Regions from separate parts of the Homo sapiens genome. Here all the other regions are linked to region 1. The links are chromatin loops, found by intact Hi-C in ENCODE. Cell type or tissue: PC-3. All regions are shown on one strand.

Region 1 (8,000 bases):
GTAATACAGTTTAGCTTTTTGGTCTACACAGGCCAAGAGAAGGGAAGGCAATAATTTATTTTCCCCGGACCTGGATGTAAACACCTTTACCATTCAAGCCTCAAAGCCAAACCCTTTTTTGGCTGCATAGTGCATTTTCCTTATGTAAATCTCTTTAGATCTTTGCCATGACCTGCTACTTTAGGCCTGTATTAGTTATTGTGCTGTGGGAATGGGAGAAAATCCTCTATGGGAAGGTGCTTTAGGGAAAAGTTAGGCTTCCAGTGTCTCTTCTCTGCTTACCACTCCTCCTCCATCCTGCCTTAAGTTGGAGATTTTTAAAAGACACATGTGAAACCCCAGGCCTCAGTACAAACTGATTGTCAGCTATCTCAACATTCTACATACACCTTTGATCCAAAGCTCAGACACTAAAGTGCAAAGAAAGAAATGGAACCCCAGTACTCTGGCCATGGGCCAAAGCAGGGAAAATGCTTCAGACAATGGTGCCATTATTTCAGGCATAGTGCTGTTGACATTGGACAGAGAGGCCTGCTGTCTCCACCTTGCAGACCTCCCATCTGTGATATCCATTTCTGTCAGTAGGACCATGCCCACCCACCCCACCCCCAAACTAAATTCGTCTGCTGGTCCTTCTTTTTTTCTGGAGTGCCCTACCTGTCCCAGGACAATTCTGGCACTTCAGAATTAAAAGGAAAGAGAAATACTTGTCTAACTTTCCTAAATGTTAAAGCACCTAAAAGGAAAAAAAACAGACTTACAAAAATATAACGGGGTCAGCCCCCCAAACTTTGCACATTATGATATATGATATGTCAAAATATAACAAACATTTTCTAAACATTACCACATTACCATCTCTCTCCACCCATTTATACCTAATCGGCAGTAGACTCAACACTGCCCTTTCACCTCTTAAAACTTTACTCTGTAGAACCACTAGATAATAAATATATTTCACACCACTGACCCCACCTTCCCAAACATGCACTCAGTTGCAGTTCCAAAGAGACTCTCCAAAAAAATAGTCATTTGAAAAAAGTACCTGTTTACACTCAGTCTATCTGCATATTATCTTTCAAGATTATTACTTTTTTTAACCATAAAAAAGATTGCATATTGGCAATATAATGAGAAAACCACATTGGCCATTTCTGGGTGCTGGTGAAGGGTGAGTGGGGCGTTGTTGAAGCACAGAAGCAAGAGGGCTCAGAGAGGGGCAATTGTGGTCCTCAGCCTTGAGATGTGAGGGTTGAGCTGGGGTTACCTACATTCTCAATCCTTGGCCTCTGAAATGTCCGTCTCTTTAGTCACTCCCTTCTCGTCTCTCTACCTGTCCCCATTTCCACTACCCATTCCCATACCACACAGCCCTCTTGAAGCAGAGGCAAAATGGCTTTTTGGCATGTGTCCGCCTGGGTCAGTTTGAAGACAGGTATGGCGTTTGGAGGGGTATGATATGGGACATACACCAGAGCAAGCTTATTTGTGACTGTTTCCACTCTGGGAAAAATTGTCCGTTACTTCCGTGACTTTAAAAATTTAAGCAGTTACTAGGCTGATAGGTTAAGAAACAAATCTTTTGTTTTTGGGGTTTTGCATTAATATTAAGCATGAATATATATCATATATTACATTACTTTCTTTCTGCTCTGGGGCAGACTGCGCTCTCCTTCCAAACAGGAAAACTGCACAGCCCATGGACAGATTTTTGAAAGCTATTATTTCCCCAATCCCCCACCCCCTGCCCTTACCCCCTCCTTTCCTCCCAGCCCTCAGTTGCTGTATTAGAAAAGTCCCTCCTGACCCCCCGCCCACAGCCCATCTGAGGTTAAATAGTGCCACATTGTAAAATTCATGCATCACTGCATTTTGCTATTGCACATATTGCAGAGAGAGTTGTGTAAGTGTGCCCCCTCCCTCCGTTCCCCTTCTCTTCCTTAGTCTCTCAGATTCCTGTGCTATTCCCACGTTCCCCTCTCCCAGCCTCCCCCAACCTTTCAGACCCTTCACTGGTTGTGGACGTCCTCTCTACGGACAATCTTGTAGATGATCCAGTAGAACATGTTGAAAATGAGGAAGGCCATGGGGAAGCCAATGCGGGATATTTTGTCGATCTTCTTGGCCCTCTGGATGAAGAGTTTTCGCATCTCCTCTGGGGACTTAGATGGTGCAGGAGGGGGGTTGGTGGTGTTACTGTTGTTGGCGCCCTTGACTGAGATGCCATCCTTGGCCTGTAGACAGGCTGGGCCCATCCCATAGGCAGAGAAGTTAAAGCGGCCTTCTCCAGCTTCATCCTCCTGGAATAGATTCAACATGGGGCTCTACTTAAAATAAGACAGGGGCTAGGCACCCTCCCTGCAAGGCACTCCCTTGGGGGCCAGGCCATGCCTATCTGGTTCTCCCTGCTTTCCAGACTGCATCACTCTAGGTTTCTGGAGGCTTTTTGGCTGGCTGGGGAGTTCTGCCTTATAGAGGGGCGCCACTTGCCTGCTGAAACAGATGCAAAACAGGGGATAGGAATGTGGTTTAGAGTCTGGAGACCTGTGTTCAAGTCCCAGCTCTATCAATTGCTGGTTGTATGACCATAGGCAAGTAATTTCCTTCTGTGAGTCTCGGGGATTTTTATTTCATTTTTTCTTCTACCTGGGGGATAAGATTCTCCCCACTACTCCACAAGTTTCTTTTGACCATCAGAGGTTATAATTGAGAACATATTCAAGGTTGTACTGGGTTTTAGTTAGAAATTCAGAGGACAATTTGGACAGATCCCCTGCTTTGCCTCTGTTGCTTCCTTGCCCTCTTCCCCATCCCATTCCCCAGTTAATAACTCCCAGGAGTGGGTGGTAAGGGGGATGGCTATGGGCCAGGATGGAGCAGGAGCTCTGGGCCTCACTTCCGTTCTACAAGCCAGGGAAGCCACAGCTTCTTCCTGCCTCTACGTTCCCACATCCCTGGCAGTTGTAACTTCAGACAGACCTCTGGATTTTTACTAAGTTTTCATTCAAGACCCTTCATCATTTGGCTCCAACTTACCTTTCCAGGCTTTCCTTCTCCCCCACCAGATACTTTGCAGCCCTCCAGGTTTGTACATTTTCTCTTGTGCCTTCTCACGTCCCTTCCTTATGCTCACTACCAAAATGCCTGCTGCCCTGATCCTTCTAGTTCATCTCTTTCCCAGGTCATGGTGGTCTTGCCCTGGTCTGAATCATGGAGGCACTATTGTCTGCTCTCCTCATGTCCAGCTTTGTTATCGTTGCATGTGAGCTCTGAGGAGGAATTGAGAGTCTAATGTTTTGGTCTCAGCTGTTGATTCAATGTTGGCATTGGGAAGTTTTATCAGCTCACATTGCCCAACTAGATAATGCTTTCAGGAAAAGAACACCGTCTTCTGCTTGTTCCTGTGCAGGACCGGGCCAACAGAGAAAAACTCAGTATAGGATTCACTGGTGCCTCTCCATCTCTCCTGTAGGGTAGGCCACCTTCTGATTTGTTTGTTTTGTTTTATCTTGTTTGTAGAGATGGGGGTCTCGCTATGTTGCCCAGTCTGGTCTTGAACTCCTGGCCTCGAGATCCTCCTGCCTCGGCTTCACAAAGTTCTGGGATTACAGGTGTGAGCCACTGTGTCCAGCCCACCATTGCAACAGCCTCCAATCTGCCCCCACCACCCAACCCATCTGAGTCGTTATAACACAGATCTTGGTCATCTTTTGCTTAGAACCTTTTAATAGGCTGCCACTGACTTCAGGTTAATTAAAATCCTGAACATGATAAACAAGGCCTTAGAACCTGGACCCTGCCTGCTTTTGCAGTCTCATCTTGTGCCATTTCTATCTGGTGTTCTATGCTTTAGTCACTGAAATATTTCCTTATATTTGAAAATGTCATGGTTCTTTTCTTGAACTCTGGGCCTTTGTGCAAGTTGTTCTCCCTGCCTAGAACACACTCTGAACCCCATCTCTTGTCTCCAACTCCTCTTTCACCTAATTCTTCCTTAGAAGCCTTCTCTGAGCTCCCAAGTATAGGCTAGCCGCTCCTGCTGTGTGCTCCATAAGCTCTCTGTATATATCTCCGTCTTTTTTTAAAGCTCTTATCACATTGTATGGTAATTTCTTGATTAGCGTCTGTCTCTTACTAGATTATAAGCTCCGTGCAAAGTCTGTCATGTTCACTGCACTCTCAACACTGAACATATGAACATAGTCCCTGGTTCATAAGCTCAAAACTTGGTATATGTTTGTTGAACAAATGTTTACTTGTATATCTTCACCAGCTTTAGTGTCCTTTTTTGTTGTTGTTGTTTGTTTAAATGGAGTTGTATTTTTAGCACCAGAAGGGTTTGAGACATATGGTAAATGCTGAAGAAATCCTTGGAAAATGAATGAATCTTGTCCAACATCTTCATTGCAAAAGTGAGGAGGAAGAGGATGTGCCACCTACAGTGCCTGGCAAACAGGTGCTCAGTAAGTACTTGTCTATGAATAGGGCAACAGTAGAAGATTCAATGCCAGGGCCAAGGAGAGGAGTTGGGGAGAGCCAGCCAAATTGCTGGACCTAGTACTTAGAAGGGGGTCTAAGTCTGACTCTATTGCATTTCAATGAAAATCTCCCCTTGCTGGAGCTGGGGTGTTGTTCTATTTTTATTTTTATTTTTTATTTTAAACTGGGACCTAGTTACGTAGGGGGAAGCACCAAATTAACTTTTTATGCTGCTTTGGGTGAATTATTCTTTGCCTTTCTCATCTGTTAAACATGGGAGTAGGAGGAGTAGAGGTTTGGATTGAAGGCCCCATCTAGCTAGAGGATTATCAATTTCATATTGTGTCTGGGAGAAAAATTCCCTAGGAATGACTGGTAAAAGGCTTGCTATTCTTATTGGAACCAGCAGGTGGCAGGAAATGCATGCCCAACTGCATCTGGAGCTGCTTAGAGCTGGAGCAGGGGAAATCTGGTAGTGTACTCTGGAGCTCAGGGAAGTTGCTAGTAGTATGCCTGCTGAGTCTGGTGCTCACAGATATGGTTTCCTGATAATTTGCCTAAGGAGGCTGGCCAGAGAATTCGAGAACCAGATGCTTTGTGCACAACAAATGAGGCAACATGGGAAGATGGTGGGAGTTGGGAAAGCTGTCCAAGATCACAGGCTCTGAGAAATTCAGGCATGTAGCTAGTTCCTCTCCACTCACCATCTGGGACTTAAAATCCCTTCTGCAAACTTCCTGTTAAAGAGAGTTTCTGCAGAAGAAGCTTGTACACCTCTAGGGTACAAATCACTTCCAGAGCGGCTTACTCTAAGGAAACTATTCTTTATGGTGAGCTCACTTCTGCATCATTGTAATTTCTGACATTTGGGCCAACTTAAGAGCCCTTATGAATGAGATTACGTTAATTCAAATGCATAGAAGGAGGCAGGCAGGAGAAATGTGAGTGGTAAAGTGAGTTGGGGCTGAAAAATATCCCTGGTTAGAAGGGATGGTATTAACTGGAAAATGCATTCCCTACCTAAAGGCAGTTCCAGTGCACCAATACCTTATGGGAAGCACATTCAGTGTGGCTGGATGCTGTGATTTTTTTTCTAGTGAAGCCAGAAGTGTGGTTTTTAAATGCTGACCCCTTAAGTCCAGATTTTAAAAACACTCCAGGCCAAAGTACAGATATTTGCACACCAAATCTGGCCTTCCGGCTACTAGTTTTTGACCTTCGCCATGGGATGAGGCTTAGTTTTTATTTAAGATCTAATAAATGCAGGACAATTTTTATCTGCTTCAGGATGGACACACTGATGAACAGATAAGAACTCATGGTGGTATGGTTAATGTTTGGAGAAGAACCTCGGGTTTTTTAGCACCTCTCCTGCCTTTGCCATCAGTGCCTCATGATACCGGTGACTTGGCCTTGCTATTGTGGGTCTCTCTCATCAGTTGCATGGAAGGAGTGGATAGGGTGATTGCTGAGGTATCTTCAAAGGAGGGAACAGAGCAGGAGAATCTGATCAAATCTAGCTAGTGGCCTTATTCACACTTTATCTGGCCAGAGATAGTGTTTGTTTTCTTTTAGTGTGTCAAACTGGTAGATACTTAGGGAGCGTAGAAGCAGCCTTTGAAAGTACCATAGGCCCACCATACTACATATCTTCAGGAGGCTCCATTCCCATTTTAGTCCATACAAACAGCATCTACTGGAGCTGTGCAGTGCTCAATCAAAGGGGCTGGTGCTAGTAAAATATCTTGGACATGATCTTTTCAAATCAGTGTTTTTAACAAATGTCTCTAGCAGATGAAATTACAAAAAGCAGCTAGTGTATAGGGAAAATGGAAAAATAAAATCTTAGAGATACTTACGTTTGGTCAGTTTCTTTCTTTCTTTCTGTTTTTTTTTTTTTTTTTGAGACAAAGTCACTATGTTGCCCACATTGGTCTGGAACTCCTGGGCTAAAGCAATCCTCTCACCTCAGTCTTCCTAGTAGTTGGGATTATAGGCACAAGCCATCATGCCAGTTGCTTAAATAGACTTTTTTTTTTTTTTTTAAAGCATCAGAGGCTAGGTATTAAATGGACAATATAGAGTAACTAAAACTAGGGGTCATTTAAGAAGTTCTATCTGGCTTGCTGAACCCAAGACAATTTCCTCCTTCAATGTAGTTTAGAAGGATGGTGATATCTTAATTCCCATGGACATCTTCTGTATTGGAACGTCGGCCTCCTCCCTGTGGTAAACTGCCAGAAGTTAATTGAATCAGATTGCTGATGTTTAAGAAACATACTGATGGAAATGTGTGTATATGTAATCATTTTAATCCTTGGCACTTGTGCGGCAGGAACAAAACTTAAAGCTACTTTGGCATCCTCTGATTTAATTCTCACCAGAATTTCCCTTTATACGCATTTTGCACATGAAGAACCTGGGCCCAAGTAGGCTAGCTCAAAGTCTCATACTAAAGAAAACTAAAGAGGCAGGGTCCTTTGTCACAGCACATTGCGCCTGGGCAGACAACTATTTTGTTTTGTTTTATTTTATTTTTGAGCTTTACTGATTAATAGACAACGATTTTAAATAGGTCAGTCTAAAGCTTGTAGGACCTGGCATATTGCAGGTATGTACTGTGACCTGCAACACTATGACAGGTCATAATGTGTGGGTCCCTGGTTGCCCTAATCTGTCAGTGGAAAAACTTCAGACTCTCTGTCTGAAGGCTTCTTCTTTATTGCTTTTAATGGCAAAAACTGCAATTATTTTTGCACCAACCTAATCTTTTGTTTATCCCTTTGTTCATTTGTTTAACAAATACTTATTGCATGCTCACTATATGTTAGGCATTGTGTTAGGCACCAGGGATATAGCACAGAGCAAAACCAAACACGGTCTCTGCCTTTATGGAGCTTGCGATTTGGTGGAAGAGATCGGCTTTAAAAAAATCACATCATTGAATTTATGCTTTTAAATCAGGATACATTTTTAGAAGTTTAGAAATTAAGTTCAAGTAGAACGTGGCATTTGCTAGGACACACAGTGCACTGGAAGAGCAGTACAGGGAAAGAGAACAAGATATTTAAAATCCTGTGTGTATGTTTGAAGAACTAAGAAAAAAGCTAGGGTGGTTGGATCTTCTGGGGAACTAGTTATGGACCCACGGTATGGAGCAGTTTGCTCCAGCAGGCTGCATGCTCCCCATTGGCATTCTTTGGTCAGTGCACAACCTCGTGAACAGAGGTTGGTAACTTCTCAGAGGTGCCCTGTCAAATATTCCTTTATTCAATCCCTCATATGGAGAGAGAACCCACTCTGGCAGAGATCTTGCTTGTTGCCTCTTTCCTAGAGGCAGGAAGCAAAGGCCTGAACCTGGGCATTCTACGTTAAGATCTCACCTTTTGTGGTGCAATTGTCTTCTGGAATCAAGCCTATTAAAACAATGCAGTCTTGCAGAAAAAAGCCAGTGGACACCTCCCAATCTTTTAGGTTTATAGTTAGTTATTTTCTTGACCCCATCAGCTTTTAGTTAATCA
Region 2 (8,000 bases), 320 kb after region 1:
GTTTGCAAAAATGAAGCTCTTCCCTGCATATGTTTCCTGGAAGAGTCTTTCTTCAGTGGAATTTTTCAACAACTGAACTAGGAACATGGGGATTTGTTGTTGAATGTTTCAATTCTGAGTTGTATTTATTAAGTGCTCTTAGGTCCTTATCAGACAAGACAGGGCACGTTCAGGGTGGTATGGCCATAGACCTCTTAGGTCCTTATCATAGAGAAAAATATAGAAGAAAAACATGTCTGCCCACCGAGAGTTTTTGGGTTCAGACTCCAGTTGTGTCATCAGCTTCTAGGGGTTAAACCTTGAGTACACCACTTTAAAGCTTGAGCCTTCTCATCTGTAGAATAAGGGAATGGATCAGATGATTGTAAGATAGTTCCAGTTCTAAAATACATGAAGCCACCATGAGAGCTAGAATGGATGTTAGATGTTTTGCAGTTTACTTTTCAGATACGGAAGCTGATTAATTGGGACAGTCACTTTGCTTGTTTGAGTATCAAGCTTATCAAAGCAAGATGAAATCTGCACATGAGATGGTTACGTTAGCACTAAGGACAATAAATAGCACATTTCCTAAATGTGTGGTACAGAAGCAAAGCAGCATGTTAGGATTAAACATTTCAGGAAGGCTGCACGAAGGGGAGATGGGATTTGCTAGAAGAAAGGGAAGGATGGTGAGGCTGACAGCAGAGGCAAAGGCACAGAGATGGGGAAGGGGCAGCTGCATGTGAGCCAGGATGAACACTAAGGCAGGGTGACCGAAAGTAAAGCGCGTGTCTGCCTGCTGGCACTTCCACCGGGATTCTGGGTAGCATATAGACTTGGTATTAAATGATGTAGAATTGTGTTGTGAGAAAAGTTATTTTCTTTTCAATTCTCTTTTAATTCATCTGATTATGTCAGGGAGAAAGACTCATGTGTGCGCTAATATATTTTTTAAAGCCTCAATATTCCTCTCAACCTTTTTTTTTAAGCAAAAAATGCAAGTTTTTGGTTCAGAGACATCATCAAGTAACAGTGTCTCTTAAATTTAATAACTTTGGCTTGTTCTTGTATTTATTTTGAGGTTTCCTTCTATTTATGGCAAGTGATATAATTTTTCCATTTGTATAGTAATGTGAGGTTTCCTCTTTAAGTAATTTTAAATGGAAATGTATCATTTTAAATTAAAGTACTAAGTAAATAACAATGCAGGTGGTCGAGGGCATGGAAAAGTCCAGAAATGATGTAGGAGTGATGATGTTTGGGAAATCCTGAGGTGATTGTTAAGAGCCTGGGCTCTGGAGCAAGACAGGAGTGAGTTCCAATATTGCCTCTGATACTTACCAGCTTTATGACTTTGAGACTGATTTTGGGGGTTACATGGAGATGGAAGAGCAAAGAAAGATAATGATGAGTTTAGGAAAGGATTTGCAGGATTGTCAGGAAGTGAACACAGCTTGTCTCATGCCTTTCCTTACCACAGGCTCTGACCCTTTGGAAACAGGTGCTTCCTTTTGAAGCACCTCCACCTTCAAGGCTGGGCTGTTTTTATTTACCCCTCTTTTGGTGCTATTAGTATCTTACTGACCCCCCTTCATTCTGTGGATAGAAAGCTACTGTGGCATGGTGGAAGGAACACTGGGCTTGAACTTGGGAGACCAAGCTTTGAACCACTGACTCTTTTTGGAAAAGTCACTTAATCTCTGTGATCTTGAACATCAGTGTTAATGATATGGGGATAATTATATCAAATACCCAGGATTATTGTGGGAATGGCCACCAGGACATTCCTAGCACACAATAGGTCTTCAATAAGTGGCTGTCACTGTCCTCAAGTATATATTACATACAGCTCATCGGCACATCTTTTTGGAGTGTTTGTCTACTTTACTAACACTGTGCCATCATAAGAGATAGATACTTCTCTTTAGGTAGCTAAGTTTCTGAGGACCAAACTGCAGACTGTTTAAAATGCTCAGCATGACTGGGTAAAAGGGCATTTCAACAAACAGTTCTGCAACTTAATCTGGCAGATTCTTGACATCAGCATGATCTTGGTTCTAAAATTTCCCCCTTCTGACTCTTGACCTATACAAAAGAAAACCTGCAGAGACATCTAAATCTAGCTTTGTATTATGTATTATATGTGGCAATCTTACTTTCTTGATGTCTTGTATATTCTGAGGCCTCTTTCAGTTACAAATGATAGAAATGGAATGCAACAGGATTAGTCAGGACAGAGAACTTTTCAACCCATGAAAGATAAAAGGGGAAAGTGACTAATTCATGTAACTGGAAAATAGGGAGTATGTTAACTACAGGCATGGCTGGATCTAGGTGCTCAATGATATTATCAGGACTGGTGAGTAACGCAAATATCATTTTACCTTTGATCATCCAAACAGAATTTAAAATGCTGTGGTATACATGTGAGCTATTTAAGGTGTTGTCAACTCTACTGTGGTGACCTCCTCCTCACAGTAGCCATCATCATTCCTAACATTCACTATATCTAGAACTAGTGCAATGGACATGGTTAGAGCTTTTAGAGAGTTCACTGTCTGAAGGAGAAGCTGAAAATCTAAAACCTCACTTCTGTTTCTACTTCAGATTGCCAAGGTAAAGTGCCACGTTTATAAAAAGTGTAATACGCTATGATATTAGGGCAGAAAATTCCAGACAACAACCAGGCTTCTCCCTCGATTGTATAGGGGATAAAATTGAGGCTCAGAAAAATTAAGTGACTTTCACAAAGATACACGTAAATTCAATGACCTATCTAGTGTTACAACTCAGATTTCCTGGGTCCTAGTTGAATATACTTTTAATTTTTTGAGACAGGGTCTCACTCTGTTGCCCAAGGGGTGCAGTGGTGGGATCTCAGCTCACTGTGACCTTCACCTCCCAGGTTCAAGCAATTCTTGTGCCTCAGCCTCTTGAGTAGCTGGGACTACAGACCTTCGCCATGATGCCTGGCTAATTTTTGTATTTTTGGATAGAAACAGGGTTTCACCATGTCAACCAGGCTGGTCTTGAACTCCTGACCTTAAATGATCCACCCACCTTGACCTCCCAAAGTGCTGGGGTTACAGGTGTGAGCCACTGTGCCCAGCCTGAATATACTTTTTCTTGTAACTTGGCCATATCTCAGAATGGCTCAGCCTCTGCCTGCTGAATCTGCCTATCCCTCTCATTTAACCTAAGGAATCTGCTGAGGATTTAGACTGTTCTGAAAACCCCCAGCCTGGCCCCAAGTGGACCTCTGTGTTGGGACACAAGCCAAGCCAAGATAGGATGAATCCGCTAAGCAGGACAGTGCTATCAGGACATGCTGGGCAGATGGAGAACTGTGGGGCATGAGGCACAGTCTGAGGTTCTGAGATGTCCATCTCCCATAAGCTAGAGGCCGCATGAACTGGTTTGCTGAGGTGGTGTCCATTTATACATATTATCACTGATGAAGTATGACTTGCTCCTGCTTAACTCTCAAAAGTGTCCCCCATTAAACTATCATAAGCCTGTCTACTGTGGCTCTCCACATCTGGACACTGGTTCTGCTTTGCAAAATTCTTAGTAGCCCAGACTCTTAGAAGTTTGCCTCTGCCTTACTTTTGACCCCTGGTATCAGGATTTGGAGGTTGAACTTTTAGGGATTGTCTTGTCCATTCTTTTCAATTGAAGCTGAGGAAACCAAGTCCAGAGATACTAAATGATTTGCTGAAGATCACCAGTAATAAGAGACAGGCCTTTGGTCACTCATTCAATAGCCTTTCTACTAGATCCTGCTGCCTATGTCTGTATCTTGGAACTTGATGACTTATGCCGTCAATCTTGGGCCTGCCTTATGTTGCTGTTTTCCTGGTAGTGCCTGGACACATCTGACTATTTGTCCACCTTGACCCTTTGTCATCATTGTAATTCTTAGATCTCTGGATATGTGGCTACCTGTTTATACATGACTCTTATGAATATAAATTTTTTGGAGGGGGACACAATTCAGTCCATAGCAACCTCTAAAATATTACATTCCTATAAAGGACAATTATGTCATTATTAATAAAAACATTAACTGCTCTAAAATACCAGGAACATTAATAACATCATCCCTCAAAGGAAAAATGACATCATGAAGCTCATTGAGCTGTTCAAAGATCCATGTGGACTAATTTTGTCCTGGGAGGAGAGAGGGATTTAGGAAGATCTCACTTTGGCTCCATTGAGTCTCCCTGGGTTAGGAGTGATTTTTTTATGTTTGTTTGGTTTTGTTTTCTGAGGAATCGGCAGCGGGTCTAATTAATGCCATCAAAAGCATGACATTTAATTAACTAAATAGCATGTTGAGCCTAATGATAACATATTTCAGCACCCGGCAGGCGGTGATGGTCTCTTGGGCCATTTCGGAGGAGGCCTGTGATTTGATAAAGAGAAACCCTTCTCAACAAAATCAGGAATCCCCCGAGAGTAACCAGAGAAGCTGCAGCAAGAGTGCCAGCCAGGCAGATTCTCTTATCTCCTGGACTCTGCTTGGAGAGGCCGAGGAACAAAGAAGAATGGCAGGGGAGGAACGGGACCGCTGCACAGCCTCGTCATCTTTTAAACATGTTTCTTGGAAATTCAGAGGCATATAGGAGCAAATTTAGCTTCTAAATGGCCTATTCCCATACCTTGGTTTATTCCAGTCCCATTGGTAAATGGATCAGGGGAAACAAGGCAGGATAGACAAGTAACTTGTAAGGGGATGTCTGAAGCCAGATTGCCAAGTCTCTCTGAGCAGCTGAGTAGGTGGACGTGGGTGCCCTCTGCTGGACACTGGAGAATCTGCAGTGATGCTTATCTGGACCCTCACCCAGGGGCTGAGAGCTTCAGCCTGGAGTTAAACCTTCTGAGTAGAGTACCCAGGGTCCCTTCAGTCACAACAGGCCTCTCCAAAGGCTGTCTCAGAGAAGTGTACTTTTAGATCATTCCGTGGCTTAACTTATCCACATCTCTGTTTGCCACCCCATTTTGGTTATGTTCCCCAAACATTCTATTCCCTTAAGCTCAGTTGTGCTATTCTTTTTCCCCTTATCTCTTTTGTAATAAATCTGGATGAAATTACTTGTATATGGCATCACAAACCGCATCCTTTGGGTCTTATATTTAGACTCTGATTTTAGAGAAGGGCCAAACAGAGGCTTAGAGTGGTGAAATGACCTGTCCAAAGTGACAAAGACCCAGCAGGGACTAAAACTCAGACTACCCCATCCTGTTTCATTTCCCTTTCCTCGATACGCATCTTCCCATAGAAAGACAATATATCCCAGTGGTGAGGCTGAAAGCTCTGGAGACAGAGGTCCTGGGCTTGACTCCTGGCTTTGCCATGCGTTGGCTGTGTGATATTGGATAGGGTATCCTTTAAGCTTTTATGTGCCTCTGTGTTCTCATCTAATAGAGTGGTTGTGAGAGTGAAATAACGTAAGGCAGATAAAGCATTCAGTATAGTATCTGGCACATAGTAGGTGCTCAATAAATAATATTTACCATTAGTTCCATGATTGCCTAGTGGTATTAGTTGGAAATTATTTTTGGTGGTTCTGTAATGGAACTGCTAGAACAAAATTTCCTAAGTTTTTTTTTTTCATTAAACATAAAAATCTACCTCTTTCCAAATGGAAGCACCTTCTAGCTAGAGTGAGCAAACTGGGAGGTGGGAGAGTTTAGGGAAAATATTTAAGTAACTGATGTATAGCTTTCTAGAGACAGTGTGGTTCAAGATGAGACTGGAAAAGCTACTGGGAGGTAGGTGGCCTTGAATGCAGGAATTTGGCTTTATTCTGCATGCAATAGGGGGTCATGGCTGATGCTTGAATATGGCAGTTTTTATTTTCCCATTTCCCTTGTATGGATTGCTTCTCCTGCTCCTACAGTGTGAGGGCTGTCAAGAGCTCGAATGATTGCTGTTCTTATCACGTGTGCACGTGCACATGAACACACCCATCTTGGGGCTTTCAGTATTCCAATCACCTTGAGGTTGTCGCCAAGGAGCCTAGTGTTGCTTGCAGCCACGTCAGAATGAAGAACAAGCTGGGCCGTCACAGTCTGCTGGTGGTGGGGGCTTGTCACTTCTAGATGGAGTGTTGTTCCCGTGCATGGAAATCGCTGGTGTGGGCGAAAAAAAGCTGAGGATACTGGCAGAGGGGAAAGAAAGGAGGCAAGTGGCTGCTTGAATGCAGGAGGGGAAAGAGAGAGAGACTTTTCTGCCATTTCTGTAGGGATTGTCCCCAGGAAAGAGACAGTCAGTCATGTGAGCAAAGGATGCCTTGACTTCCTCAGGGTGTACTTCATCTCCTGTTGCTGGCTACAGATGGCTGAAGTCAATGCTTTATTCCTCCTCTTGCTTGGCACTTTCACTTTCTGGATTTTGCCAATTGTTATTTGCTGGGGTGAGCAGGAGATGTAACTGGGAGAAAGGAAACAGGTAGGGTTGTGATAGATGTTTCAAATGGAAGCTTAATGGAATTTGCCCTTTGGGGAATGCAGCCCTTACAACCCGCATCAGGGACTCAATGACTTGGAGCTCCAAGTGTCCCTGATGACCTTTTCTGTTAGAGGCAGATTGGCAGGCCTGTAGGCTATGCGTGGATGCATTTGTTTTGGCACTAGAGTGCTCTTTTTTTTTTTTTTTTCAATGTTAGGATGAGATGACACAATTTTAAAATTTGATTTTTTTTTTTTCATTTAGAAATTTGAATTTCTGGCTTCTCTTGAAAACCAGATCATTTGATGACACTGGTCTGCATTCCCCCTTGGCAGCAATCTATAAGTAAAAAAAAGACTCTGCCCTGCTTTAAATAGGTCAAGAATTCTCTAGTTCCCTACAGTTTCCACCCTGATCCATTATCTTGATCAGCTTGGCCTTGTAAACACTTTGTAACCCAACAGTATATGATCCCTGCCTGATCCAGGCTAACCTCCCCATTTTAGAAATAAGAGCTGTGAGGTTCAGAGAGGGCCTTCGGTTTACCCATGGTCATACAGCCTCCCCCATGGACAGAGTAGGCTCCATTTACATATGATTTGAGGGGTGATCAAAAGCACTTACCCTTTTTCCTTTACTTCCAAGTGAAAAATTTACCTCTCACCCTGGCCTTCTGTTCATTAGCAGTCTAAAATGGACTCAAGAAAGAGAATTATTTGGCTATATTACCTTTCTGGCCTTCTTTAAATCATATGTTATATCTTTTGCTCTTTTCTGCTTATTTAGCTAACCTCACTCTGACCCGCTCTGACTCACTCAGACACTCAGGTAGGCCAGATGGTGTTGCTGTTGAAACTGAGGCAGTGGAGACAGAGCCTCGAATCCTCGGGTAAAAATCACAGTTCTGGGTCTGAGGCTCCTCATCTGGCAGAAAGTGTTCATAACCTCAGGAGGTGGTTATGAAGATTAAAAGAAGCAAAAAGTTGAATGTGTTTATCATAGTAGTAGCAAATTGGAAAAAATAGTAACTCAGTGTTAGAAGTTATTATTCTAGAGAGACTCAGAACTGAAGGTGTCCCAGGAGATCGTACTGTCCAACTGGCTCATTTTTGTGGTGAAAGCCATAACGTGCTTATAGTAAAAATCTGAGTGGAGAAGAAAATACAGTAAAATATAAAAGGATTTTTCTCCCTATCACTACCTTCATTTCAGTCTAATTTCCCCAGAGGCAATAACTGTTAAGTTTCTTGCGTGTCCTTTCAGATATTTTATTTGCATATACATTATAAATAACTTGCATCCTGTATTTTGACACAAATGTAATCAGACTACTCATGCTGTTCTGATACTTGCATTTTTTATTTAACAATATGTAGTAGATCTCCTTTCATGTCAGCGCATGAGGGTTTTTTTTCTGTTTTCAATGGCCCGTTTATTTCACAGGAAGTTTATACTATAGCTTACAGACCAACGAATGTATTCTGCAAAAGACCAGATACCTAATATTGTAGGCTTTGTTGGTCATAGGATCTCTGTACCACCTATTTCTCCTCCCCTTTCTCTT
Region 3 (8,000 bases), 520 kb after region 1:
CCCTGCCCCCAGAGGTGGAGCCTACAGAGGCAGGCAGGCCTCCTTGAGCTGTGGTGGGCTCCACCCAGTTCGAGCTTCCTGGCTGCTTTGTTTACCTAAGCAAGCCTGGGCAATGGCGGGCGCCCCTCCCCCAGCCTCGTTGCCGCCTGGCAGTTTGATCTCAGACTGCTGTGCTAGCAATCAGTGAGATTCCGTGGGCGTAGGACCCTCTCAGCCAGGTGTGGGATATAGTCTCGTGGTGCGCCGTTTTTTAAGCCGGTCTGAAAAGCGCAATATTCGGGTGGGAGTGACCCGATTTTCCAGGTGCGTCCGTCACCCCTTTCTTTGACTCGGAAAGGGAACTCCCTGACCCCTTGCGCTTCCCAGGTGAGGCAATGCCTCGCCCTGCTTCGGCTCGCGCACGGTGCGCGCACACACTGGCCTGCGCCCACTGTCTGGCACTCCCTAGTGAGATGAACCCGGTACCTCAGATGGAAATGCAGAAATCACCCGTCTTCTGCGTCGCTCACGCTGGGAGCTGTAGACTGGAGCTGTTCCTATTCGGCCATCTTGGCTCCTCCCCCCGACAATACCTTTTTAAAAAATGGATTTGGCAGATGGATCTATGGGCAAGCTATAATGCTTAACATTTATTGAGTGTAAAACTTGTTTATACCATCAATTTAAGCCCCTTTTAATACCCCTTTACATGTTATTTTATTGATTCCTCACAATAGTGCTTTGAAGAGGACCCTATTGTTATCCATTTCATATTTGAACAGACTGGGGCACATAGAAGTTATGTAAATTGCCCAAAGTCACATTATTAGCAAATACAGAGCCATGATTGGAGCTGAGCAATGTAACTGCAGGATCTGTCATACAAATTACACCCTGTATGGCCTCTCTAGAGGAAAGAGAGTGCCTTCAGGGATGGTTGAAGGCTCAGCATTTTTGCATGTCTTCCTATACTACCTGACTATATGGCTCCACGATTGCAGCTATCCCAAATGACCTCAAGTTGGGTACCTAAACTGATTGTCGAGAGGGATTCTGGAAGGATAAGGGCATGAGATACTGGTAGTCCCAGAGAAGCACCGGGAGAGTAATCCCATGGTGGCAGCAGTAGAAAGGTCTTGGAGATTTGGGTGGCTAAGGAGCCTTCTGATCATGGAGAAGCTTGGAGGACCCATCTATGAAAGGGCTTTCTGGAACAGGACTGCTGGAGAGATTGTAAAAATTGATGCACCACCTATAGAATTTACCCAGGGTTTTGGGGATGCCCCTTTCCACTGGGGGTGAACCCAAGTTGCCTTCCCGGGATATTTCCCTGTTGCTTAAGCAGCAATATAGAAAAGTGGAATGATTTCAGGCTCTAGGGTCACGCAGGCTTGGGCCCTTAGCTAAGCTTGACTCTCAGCTCTTGTCCCACCTGGAAGAGTTTCCTAATGTCTTTGAGCCCCCTTTTCTCCTCTGTGAATCTGGGGCAAGTACAACCATCTACCTTAAAGGGCTGTTGTCAGAATTAAATGAAATAATGAAGGTTTGCAAGTAATAAGCCCTTAGTATATGGTAGCTGTTTAATTCCCTCTTACCCCAAGAAAGATCATGCCCATCATTTTCAGAAATATTGCTTGACCCAAACAGGTTTTTGTTCTCTTGCCAGACTCTCTTATACTTCCTTTCTCTAACCTGCATCTTCTAACAGAAAATGAGCATTGCTTCTCTCAGTTCTACATAAACTCTGCTCCTTCAAGGAACCAGGGAACCATTTCCAGCCAGCACTTAGTAAGAAAGAGAGAGAGTAAGAAAAAACTTTAATGTAGTGGTGTGCTGGAGCTATCCTGTACTATCTCATGAAAGCCAGTTGTTAATTGTTTAAGAATTTTGTGAGCTGGTTGATTTCACTTTGCTAGCTTGAAATGGATCTAGGTGGGAATATTTATACTACAGAAATTGTCGAATATTACAACTTAGAGTTTCTCTTTTCTTTCTTCTCTTCGAGAGCTTGTTTTAAAACATTGACCAGCACACCAATGAGTGTTAATAGTTAGAAAGTGATAGTAGTTAGGAAGCATACTATTTGTCAGATGTTGTCCAAAATCTTTACATATAGTAGGTTGGTACAAAAGTAATTGCAGTTTTTGACATTCCAATACCAAAATTTTTTGCTATTACCGTACCAAAAACCTCAATTACTTTTGCACCACCCTAATACTAATTAATTCTCACACCTTTTGAGGTGGTTATTATTATCCCCATTTTGTAATGAGGGAAGTGAGAAAGTGAGTTGCCAGAGGTTATGTAGCTAGTTAATGACAGAATTGATATATAAACTAAAGCAGACTGGCTCCAAGGCCTGCGTTCATAGTCAGCTATTCCGCCTCTTGAGGATTCTTGTGAGGATTTAATAACTTATGTAAAGACTTGGCCCAGTCCTTGGTGCTTAGTAATTGCTTGATAAATATTAGCTGTTATTATTTATATCAAGAGTTCTTAAGTTTTTGAGGTCACGAAAATCTGATAAAGAAAGCTTTAAATATCCTTTTTTCCAAAAAGATGTACATTTGTTTAGTGTGTACCTAAACACACACACACACACACACACACACACACACACGTGCGCGCGCGCGGTGAGATATAACCTTAGGGGATTTCTGAACTCTTGGACACCCATTGATTCTAACTCTACCTTTTGGGGGCCACGTATAAGGCAGCCAGTCTCTCCTATTTCCCCATACTGTCTTTCAGTGCTCCAAAGATAGGGATCAAATTTCCTTTGTGTTTATCTTTTTCCAGTAGAACATCCATGTTTCTTCACCTTCTCTTCAGGGGCTGTTTGTGTACCCTCCCAAGCCACTTGCCCTCCTGCAGGTGTGCCCTAATTTCCTTTGCTTCTCATGGTATGAGACCCAGAGTTGTGTAGTCTTTTAGCCTTCTTCATTTCCCCTGATCTCTGTCTACCAACTGGTATTTTTCTAGTTCCTTTTTTCCTCTGGTGTCCTAGCTCTAGAGGACTTTACAAGTTCTCTGGCATCTAGGATATAAAGTTGAGCTACAGTTTTAACACCCCTAACTTCACACACACACACACACACACACACACACACGCACGCACCAGTATACATCTTACAATCAAACCATAAAAGAATTCTGAATATGTGAACACCTATCTAGGGGCTTCTTTACTTTCTTCATCTGGGCTTCAATGAGCTGTAGACATCTACTTTGGCTTTCTTCTGTCTTTTAAACCAGTGGCCCCCAACCTTTTTGGCACCAGGAACCAGTTTTGTGTAATTTTCCCATGGATGGTGGGCATAGAGGGGCAGGGTCAGGATGGTTTGGGGATGAAACTGTTCCACCTCAGATCATCAGGCATTAGATTCTCATAAAGAGCTCACAACCTAGATCCCTTGCATGTTCAGTTCACAATAGGGTTTGCACTTCTATGAGAATCTAATGCTGCCACTAATCTGACAAGAGGTGGAGCTCAGGCGGTAATGCTCGCTCACCTGCCGCTCACCTCCTGCTGTGCAGCCCACTTCCTAACAGGTCATGGACTGGTACCAGTCCGTCCGTGGCCTGGGGTTTGGGGATCCCCGTTTTAAACTTTCCTTGTACCCTCATTTTGCTTCCTCAACCCCAACTGCCTGACAGCATGTCTGCTCTCTAGCCTTGAATTCCAGTCTTACTTTCACTCAACAAAAGAAGAATAACAACTAATAAAAATTGCTTAGACTTTCTATGTGTGTACAATTTTGTATACATTCTCATTTAAACCCATGCAACAAACCTATGATATAGGGGTTTCAAAGGAAATGGAAGCTTAGAGGGATTAAGTAACTTGCCCAAGTTTTCACAGCTAATAAGTGGCTAAGCTAGAATTCAAACCCACTTTTAGGAGCTCTATCTTTGCATGCTTTTCTTTGGTGTGCACTGACTCCTTTTCCTGTATCGCGCATCTAATCGTGGTCTGACACATGGTCCCATCCTGAATATCTGTATTTATCACCGGGCTTTAGAAGTTCATAGTGTTAATAAGACATAAAGAGATTTCAGTCACTGGGTATTGGGGGAATTCTTGCAGGTGGAGGATCTCTCAGGATTGTGCAAATACTGCCACACAAGTCCCACCAACCCCACCCCAGCCAACCAACCATGTGCCTCACTGACTAGGTCAGAGCTCGTTAAGACTCATCTTCCCTTTTCTTCAGTCCCAGAAAGAAATGGGACTAAAGCCTTTATAGAAAATAAAGCCATCCCTCCCTGCAAAAGGACCCTGAGCTGGATTTTTGAGAGTCCAGAAAGCTTTTTGTATAAGAAATGTGATTTTTAAAAACCTGACAGGTAGGCATCCTTCCAGCTTTCTGTGGCTTACCAACGGCCCCTAGTGGCCAGTGGCTCCAAGTGCCACGAGCTGTAAGTCTTGGCTTCTTTGGTGCTAGCTGCATGCCCTGCAGAGTTCTATTGCACTGCATTAATTCCTGATCAACATATTTTGCAGTATTGGGACAGAAAAAATGATGAAGTCTAAAACTCTGGGCAAAGAAAGCATTATAATGGGTGATCAAAGCTATAAAATTGGCAGGCTTTCACGAAGGCCTCTCCCTTTTTAACATTCCAGACCACACACTTATGCAGTAGCCAATATTGTTATCTCTATGAGGTTCAGAGAGGCTGCTATGTAAACTAGGCTACACACTGGTTAGCAGGAAAGAACACCCGGGTTTGTGTGCGCACCGGTCTATGTAAACACAGGCTCTAACATTTGTCAGGCATGTCTAAAGCAGCATGTAGGTTGTTTATTGGCAAAGCAGTCATCTGGTTTTGGGAAATAATGGCAGCTACGATTTAAGATTCACTCTGTGCCAGGCACATGATAAATGCTCTTATGTGAAATATCTCATTCACTCTTCATAGCCACCACTGTGCAAGATAAACACCTCCAATTTGCAAATGAGAATTCAGTCTCAGCAAGGTCAAAACTGCCCGAGGTCACATAGCTGAAGTGGAAGAGCTGGAAATTAGGGCCCAGGTTCTTTGAATCCAAAGCAATAGCTTTCATTTACCTTAATACATAGCATGTGTGTTCTCCTTCAAGCAAATCGAAGTTGTTAGTCTTTAGCACACACTCACCAGAATCATTCTCTTCCTGTCTCCTAACCCGGCTGTATGCTGGTGAGCGTTCTGGCTGATAAGAGCTCAGGGACTGTTGGCTGGGTGCGGTGGCTCACGCCTGTAATCCCAGCACTTTGGGAGGTTGAGGTGGGCAGATCATCTGGGAGGCTGAGGTGGGCAGGAGTTTGAGACCAGCCTGGCGAACATGTCGAAACCCTGTCTCTACTAAAAACACAAAAATTAGTCAGATGTGGTTGTTACATGCACCTGTAATCCCAGCTACTTGGGAGGCTGAGGTAGGAGAATTGCTTGAACCCGGGAGGTGGAGGTTGCAGTGAGCCAAGATCATGCCACTGCACTCCAGCCTGGGTGACAGAGCGAGACTCCATCTCAGAAAAAAAAAAAAAAGGAGCTCAGCAACTGTGGACGTCTGTTGGCCAGTGCCCCTCTCAACATAAGACTTTATACCTGGGAGACTATTTTGTGTGTGCCCAATGTGCTCAGAAATCCTCTCTAACTGCTGTGGGGTGTGGGTGGCTGCTTTGGAAGGGTCATTGGCAACTCACTCATTTCCTGGAGACTTGGAGGGTTTTAGTTAGGGAGGCATGTGGACACTGCTGAGTCTAGTGGTCATTAGGCAGGCTTTGGAGTCAGGAGACATTAGGAGTTACTAAACCATTCAAGACTCAGTTTCCCAATCCATAAAATGAATCTTGTGGGGTTGTGGTAAGAGTTAAATAGGACAATACATAGGATATTCTTAACATAGCACCTGTCACAGAGTGCCTTGCTAATGTGTTCATGTGTGAGGGACACACTGTGACTCGATATAGCTCCCTGGGAAGGTTTCAACAGCAGCACTAACCACTGAGAGACCTGGCCCCTTGTCAGGTGTCAGCAGATGAGATTAGGTTTTGTTTCCCTTGAAACACAAATCAGTTAACTTACGGGTTGAAGCAAAACCAACATACTGATGGAAAAAAGCCAGAAGCAAAGAAATCCCTCTCCTAGGGATAAACAGGTGGAGTGAAATAGTGACAAAGTCTTTATTGGGAGCCACATCCCCCAAATCCCTTGCCAGGAGAGTATTGACTTTTGGTAGGAACAGGGGACAGAGCCATGAAGGAATGAATTTGCCTCAAAAGGAATTGCCATGACTTAATGGCTTTATTGAATCCTTGGTTTTTAGCCCATTGATTCCCATTTACTTTAATTCAGAGCTATGTAGGAGCTGCACCATTACTTTGCTTGGTCATATTGATTAGTCAATATCCCTCCTCCTCTTGCCTAGGGTTTGTCCTTCTTCACATATCACCATGTATCTCTTGCTCCTGTTTTCTGTCGTCATTTCCCCCATTGCAGTGACTGTGTTACATGCACATGCAGGTGGTCTTGGCAAACCCTTGGAAGGCCTTGCTAACTGGAAATAATGGCACCAGGCAGCTGAGTGGTGCCACCTCACCATTAGGCTCTTTGTGCTAGTTATAACCATGCTTTTGCTTTAGGACTTGTCTTCAAGCTTTGAAAAAAAAAAGCTTTTAATTTTTGCATTCCTTTGGATGACAATTTCTATGTAGCTGTACTGGGAGGTTTTATTTAAGGCATGTTTTTCAAATTTTAGTGTGTACCAGATCACCTGGGAGCTTGTACAAAAGGACATTCCTGGGCCTAACTACTTTGACTCAGTAGATTCTTGCCTCCTCCCCTTTTAAAAATTGAGATAAACATGACATAAAATTAAAATGAACTATCTTAAAATAAACAATTCAGTGACATTTAGTACATTCACAGTCACGTGCAGCCATCACCGCTGTCTGTTTCCCAAAACAGTTTTATTACCCCCAAGTGAGACCCTATATCAATTAAGCAATCACTCCTATTCCTCTCTCCTCCTTGCCTTTGGCAATCACTTATCTGCTTTCTGTCTTTGTGAATCTACCTATTCCAGATATTTCATCTAAGTGGAATCATACAATATTTGTCCAGTTCCTCTGGCTTATTTCTCTTAGCATATTTTGAGGTTTGCCTATATCTCAGTACCCCATTTCTTTTTATCGCTGAATAGTATTTCATTTTATACACACATTTTGTCATTTAAGGAAGGACCTCACTTGGTTCTGCAGCTGGTGGTCTTTGGTTCAGCTTTGGGAATCATTGCAGTGGAGCTGGGTGTGCCCCCAGGCAACCTGATACCTTGTCAGAGCAGATTCTGGAGAGTGCCAGGCCCCAGCTGTCCCTTGGGTGTGACAGACCTTCAGAGATGGGCCTAACAGTGGATGACCAGGGTGTGTTCAGCCTAGCAGGACAAGTATCAGGACAGAGATAGAGACCCAGGTAAACCCAGTGAAGTGAGGGTATAACAACAGTATTGCTCTCATAACATTGTTGTTTAAATTAAATAAAGTAATTTATAGTAAGTGGTTGGTATAGATCCTGGCACAGAGAGAGTAGAGTGAAGCCAAAAGTGGCCATGATTTTCATTGCTTTTCCAAAAAAGGGGTAGTGTGCAGCTGGAGTCTGGCACGACTGGTGGGTAACTCGTGTAGACAAAGGGAAATGCTCTCAGCAGGGCCAGCCACTGTTCCAGGATTCTATAGTATTTCCAAGAGAATTTATGAGAATAAGACATGGCCCCTGGTGAGGGAGAAACAGGGTACCCAGTTTCCAACATAAGACGCTTAGTCCCAGCAATAAGGCAGGAGTCTTGTCTTAAAATGGAACATATTGTCAGAATAAAAGCAGTCACAAGGCTAAACTAATCAGTATCCAAATTGCTTGTCTGATTTCCCTACTAGGTTGTGAGTACAGGGAGGGTAGGGTTTATATCTGTCTATTTCCCTGCTGTGTTCCTAGCACATAATATAGAGTATGAACTCAATAAATATCTTTTCATGGATGGAAGG

Evidence for each region. Hi-C counts contacts between places; a loop is a spot of excess contacts. Peaks named below come from ENCODE experiments on the same cell type or tissue, not always from the same donor. Only the 100,000 strongest peaks of a DNase experiment are listed, where the experiment ranks them.
Region 2: a loop joins it to region 1, with 23 times the contacts of the local background. A loop is called at or near these places in 97 of 110 quality-filtered maps.
Region 3: it touches region 1 in a loop (8-fold over the local background); 44 of 110 quality-filtered maps call a loop at or near these places.

Annotation. Positions count from the first base shown.
Region 1 is chr5:151,820,664-151,828,663 of GRCh38, forward strand. It overlaps GLRA1 (glycine receptor alpha 1), which reads right to left. Exons shown (of 9, transcript NM_000171.4): 9 at 1,850-2,300. The coding sequence ends at 2,010. Among named protein-coding and RNA genes, the nearest start is that of G3BP1, 53 kb to the left of the region's middle. RefSeq lists an enhancer at 345-639 and a silencer at 345-639. In PC-3, a CTCF peak has its summit at 4,892 (motif pointing right); a DNase peak (open chromatin) is centred at 4,898.
Region 2 is chr5:152,138,259-152,146,258 of GRCh38, forward strand. All of the region lies in intron 1 of LINC01933 (long intergenic non-protein coding RNA 1933), which reads left to right. Among named protein-coding and RNA genes, the nearest start is that of LINC01933, 180 kb to the left of the region's middle. In PC-3, CTCF peaks have their summits at 4,807 (motif pointing left) and 5,014; a DNase peak (open chromatin) is centred at 4,773.
Region 3 is chr5:152,345,490-152,353,489 of GRCh38, forward strand. The region is part of intron 1 of LOC105378237 (a long non-coding RNA gene); the gene reads left to right. Among named protein-coding and RNA genes, the nearest start is that of NMUR2, 56 kb to the right of the region's middle. RefSeq lists enhancers at 1-343, 5,120-5,289, a silencer at 4,348-4,447 and a cis regulatory region at 5,205. In PC-3, a CTCF peak has its summit at 4,363 (motif pointing left); a DNase peak (open chromatin) is centred at 4,372.